2 separate regions of the Mus musculus genome follow, and region 2 is linked to region 1. A link is a loop called in an ENCODE intact Hi-C map of the cell type or tissue named here. Cell type or tissue: heart. All regions are shown on one strand. Region 1 overlaps Gm35021 (a long non-coding RNA gene). Region 2 overlaps Gm19410 (predicted gene, 19410).

Region 1 (2,500 bases):
GGGCAGGACAGTGAAGAATGTAGAGAAACGAGTTACTTTAGGAAGCAAATTACCATAGTTTCGGGGAAGTGCCACAGTTTAACCAAAATGGAGGGTGGTTTACAAAGTGTGGCCCTGGCTAATGCTCAGGTTGGTTCCTGCCTGGGATGGCCGAAGAGTCGCAGGGGCGTGTGGGTAATTAATTCTCTGTACAGTGACAGCATCTGGAATCTGACACTATGAAACTGGGGCCTAAATTGCAATGGTCATCCCGCGTGGTAGAGATACAGGGAATACAGAACGCATCCTAAGGAAAGCTGAACCCAGTGGAGCCAGCCCAAAGTGATGCAGCGCCATCCGGATGCCACCTCCATGAAGCCCGCAGGTCGGACTCACAGCAGAGGGACTGGTGTTTGCCTTGCAGCTTTTCTCTCATTAATATTGCCTTTCCATTCTCATGCCCTCCCTACTTGAAAAGGGTATGTTTGCCACCAGCTATGGGAAGCACGTGACTCGAGCTTCACTTTCACGGTTGCTCGCGGCTAAGACGTAGCTCTGAGTTTCAGAAGAGACTCTGGATTTGGATTTCTGAATGGCGTTGGGACTGGTAAGACTGCGACTTCTTTAAGTTGAGCTGAGACATTTCCTCTTATGAGGTAGCAGTGAGGCTATGACAGCTAGGGGGGATCGTTAAGGTTTGGGTATGCAATGCCCGTTATGGGTTCACGGATTTGAACTTTTGGTCTGGAGCTAGTGGAGATGATTTGGGAGGCTCTGGAACCATTTGAACTTGAGGCCTAGCTGGTGGGCGTAGGGCTCTAGAGGTGGAGCCTGAGAATTACTGGCTCCCTGCTTCCGAGGGGTCAGCACCATGTTACAAGCGGCTGCTTCAGGCTTCTGCCACTATGGGCGGGCGTGGTCCCACTACCGTGCCTTTCCCACCATGACCAACTGTGAATGTGAACGAAAACTAAACCATATCCTTTCTTAACGTGTCTTTTAGGTGTTTCGCCTCAGTGAAAGTTGCCTTTCTTTATTAACTTAGCCTAATAAAGCCCAGCTGCAGAGATATTATTTTTTAATCATAGAAGAACACAAATCCATTCTCTTTTGAAGTTATTGCTAATTTCTTAGATATTGTCAGTTAATCGGAGAACAGATCTAACCTGTACTCGTGGAGAGTGGACATGCCCTTTGGTTCATCTGCAACAGAATGCATGTAATGAACGTGGCCAGTAAGGACATTAAGTATTAACGTCAACGTGCAATGTTGAGATTAGTCTGTAGGTGGCAGCACAAACTCGGGGATGGGAAATAATGCCGCCGGCCCCCCCCCCCTTCGTTTTAGTGACCTCAAGAAGACCTGGATACCGCGAAAAGACCGTGTTTTACCAGATTCACTGCACCATTCGAAATCTTCTGAGATCATAAATAGTAAGTTGAAAATATATTTGTGTTTCTGTATTATTCTGCCTTCAAGATTCAGACACCACCACCTGCAAAGACACAGCTTGCCTAGAGAGGACGTCAAAGCGCTTGGGTTGAAATTTCACTTTATTTAATGTTATCTGTCTTGTGTATTCTTGATGTACCTTTACCTGTCCCTGAAATTTCAGATTTCCTGTGAAAATGTGTATGTGTGTCTCTTGTAAATAGCACTGAGTCTTATATCTTCTTAATTCAGTCTGGAATCTTTCCCGCCCAACTTTGCAGTTCAGGCCCCCTGCCCCACCCCGCCCGGGTTCTCAGTGTATGTGAGAGCATAGATTTCCCATCTTCCTCTTTACTTCATAATTTACATTTATCTCATTCACCATTGTTTGTACTTCCTCATTTCTAAATATCCTTAAGCTTAAATGGGGCCAGAACTTGAAAAAAATTCTTCTGATAACTGAGGGTGGGATAGGGTGATCTATACCTTTAATCCCAGCATTTGGGAGGCAGAGGCAGGTGGACCTCTGAGTTCAAAGCCAGCCTGGTCTACATAGTGAGTTACAGGACAGCCAAGGCTACACAGAGAAACCCTGTCTTGGAAAAACATAAACAAAAACAAAAATAAAAAGCCCAACCCATCAACCAATCAACCAGCCCACCCCCTTCTCTTTCCCTCCTCCCCTCTCAAGCAATACAAACGTCATGGCATGAATCCTTCGTTTTACCTTATACTTGAATGTGTACCGTCTCTCTGAGCATGCTCATTAATCTGTCTGCCCCGCAGGACAAAGAATTACTCCCAGGCTCCTCCCACCAGTGGTGAAGATGTTCTGAATGCCTCTGCTTTCTTATTTTCTCTCCCACCCCTAACAAGGACACTTTATTGGTAGAACTGGGGAATCCTCACCATACATAGTTTTTGTAGCTTTTTTGGAAGCAATATTATGATTAAGAAAATAAAAATTACATGAAGAATATTTAGTGATTATAAACATTTTTGCTAGTTACATTTTGTTCTTTGGAAATTTTGTACATGTGTATAATATGTTCTGATAGTTCTCTCCCCTAATATTTATTTTGTGTGCAT
Region 2 (2,500 bases), 77 kb after region 1:
ATAGAGAACAGAGCCCACGATGGCTGGAATATTCAGTCTTTAGTAGTCAAACTCAGCAAGCATCCCTTTGATCCTCAACTCTTCCATTCCTGGACAGTGTCTCTCTTGTTCACACATACCATGACATGCTCTACTCCAATCTGTTTAGACCATAGTAATAAGTGCTTTCCAGTCTGAGTCATGAAGCTGTCATTAGCTGCCATCATCATGATGCTGCCATGTGGGGGGGGGAAGGGTCTGTGACCTTATTCTTAACATAACTGCATAACCCAGATGGTCAGTCTGTGTGGGCACAGTTGTTGGCAATAGGGCTATATAACTCCTTATAAGTTGTAATTATGGCAATACCCTGAGCTAGCTTCTCTGGGGCATTGTCTATCTTCTTATACTTCTTGAACTAGCTCACCTCCCTCTGCTAGAATGTTCATAGTGTTGCAATAACCTCACTGTGGTCCACAGCGAGTGGTATCCACATTCACATGGGGTTTTCCATGCACATGGGTTTGCTTGACCTCCAGTCACAGGAGGTAGCCAAAGAAAGGTGATGTTGAGAGCTTCAGTCAGTCAAGAGAGTCAAGCTGGTACCAAGAGTGCTGAGCCAAGTGTCACTTGCAGTGGGGTGGCAGTTGTGGTTGTGGTAGTAGTCAGGGACCCAGATAGAATACTAGGCATTGGAAGCCAGCATGCCTTCCTCATGCTTTTGTACATGGCAATGAAGTAAGGTCTTCTAAGCACAACAGGGCGTAGGTGAGCCTCACAGAGACTGGGGCAGAGAGTTAGACCCTAACCCGGGGCCTTGTCTAACTCTGAAAACTCCTTCCTTAGATGGATCGGAGGCCACTGACTGTCCCTATCTCCTCAGGACTGTGGCCTCAAGGTGATCTCATGTGGCCCAAGGCAGTGGGCTTGTGACAGTGGAGACCAGTGTGTGCCTGACTTCTGGCACTGTGATGGACAGAGCGACTGCAGAGATGGCAGTGACGAAGCTGGATGTAAGTGCAGGGGCACCCCCACTGAGGCAGAAGGTGGGGGGTGGGGCTTCCATGCAAATGCTGCAGAACCTGGAGCCCACCCTGTTCTCTCATTAGATGGGTCTTGGTTGTATATGAAGGAGCCTTGTAGAGGAAGGATGCTGGGGCATGATTGTAACACTCTAGTGGAAAACCATCCCCTCCCCCACAGGTGCTCCGCAGAAGTGCCAGGATTCCGAGTTCCAGTGTGCTACTGGTGCCTGCCTCAGCTTCAGTATGGTGTGTGATGGGCGAGAGGACTGTGTGGATGGTTCAGATGAGGGTGGGGAGTGTTCCTCATCAGTGTGCAGCCCTGGGCTATGTTACCACTCCTGCTACCAGTCCCCAACTGGGCCGGTGAGTTGCTGAAGCTTACTGTGTGTTCTTTATCAACCACATATGTGCTCTGAGAAAAATCAGTAGTGTACTCATTCAGGTTGTCCGAGATGGCACCTTGATCTCAAAGATATATACATAGTAGAACTGTCTTGAGTGCCTATCCAGGTACCTGAGCCTTCCGAGCTCCTCCTGAGGTCTGTTCAACCTCTCCCCTATATTGTGCCTTGTCCCATCTCTGCTGTGAGTTATGGGAGAAATGTCACATGGTGTTAAGATAAAAATATCTGGGCAGGTCAAGAAAATGACAGTGTGAAGTTTTCTTCCATGTCGATATTTGGAACCTGTCCCGCTCTTAAGTTGAGGACTAGCTATTTTAGACAGTATTACTCAGCAGCATGCAGGAAACTTGATTCTCACAGTCAAGTGAAAGAACGTGTTCTGATATTTGGTCACACCAGCTCTCCACTGGCTGATGACCAATTCAGTTAGCTTTGTGTGCTTTTCTTCTTATGGATGCAGCAAAGGCTCTGGTGTCCTGAGCTGAACCTAGCCATTGTTACTCTTGGATAGAAGTTATAAGGGGTACATCAAGGCTGTTAAGACAGACAAGGGGCTATTCAAAGCAAAGCTGTTTTAGTTGTCAACATATCATCATGGAAAATATCATCATGTGAATCTCATATGAAGATCAAAGCCCTGTTCTGTCTTCAGAATATGCTGATGGCTTCTTTTTCAGGTATGTGTTTGTGCCCCAGGCTTTGAGTTGGAGAGCAATGGCCAAATCTGTCAAGATGTAAATGAGTGCCAGCAGCCATCTGGTCAACCTTGCAGTCAGACCTGTATCAATACTGAGGGCTCATACATCTGTGCCTGTCACCCTGGCTACTTGCTGGGCCCTGATGGCCACACTTGTAAGGCAACAGGTAACCTGGAGCTGGGACTACCTTCTAAGTCATGGCTAGTGAGTTTTGAATCTCTGACTCTGTGACTGTGGGTCAATCTGACTTATCAAACATTTCTTTCCTTCCCACCTGCCCCAATATTTCATTCCCAACCAGCCTAATGTCTATCAACAGATGTGTGGATAAAGAAAATGTGGTGTATATACATAAATGAAATTTACCTAGCCATAAAGAAAAGTGAAACCATAT

What was found. Peaks named below come from ENCODE experiments on the same cell type or tissue, not always from the same donor. Only the 100,000 strongest peaks of a DNase experiment are listed, where the experiment ranks them.
Region 2: it touches region 1 in a loop (2.2-fold over the local background); 2 of 42 quality-filtered maps call a loop at or near these places.

The regions. Positions count from the first base shown.
Region 1 is chr8:35,724,105-35,726,604 of GRCm38, forward strand. Gm35021 (a long non-coding RNA gene) reads left to right here. Exons shown (of 7, transcript XR_870350.3): 2 at 195-586; 3 at 1,328-1,413. Among named protein-coding and RNA genes, the nearest start is that of Gm35021, 1.7 kb to the left of the region's middle. In heart, a CTCF peak has its summit at 1,252 (motif pointing right); no DNase peak of the experiment used is centred here.
Region 2 is chr8:35,801,346-35,803,845 of GRCm38, forward strand. Gm19410 (predicted gene, 19410) reads left to right here. Exons shown (of 33, transcript NM_001370844.1): 19 at 863-992; 20 at 1,183-1,367; 21 at 2,086-2,272. It also overlaps the pseudogene Gm45566. Among named protein-coding and RNA genes, the nearest start is that of Cldn23, 24 kb to the right of the region's middle. In heart, no CTCF peak of the experiment used is centred here; no DNase peak of the experiment used is centred here.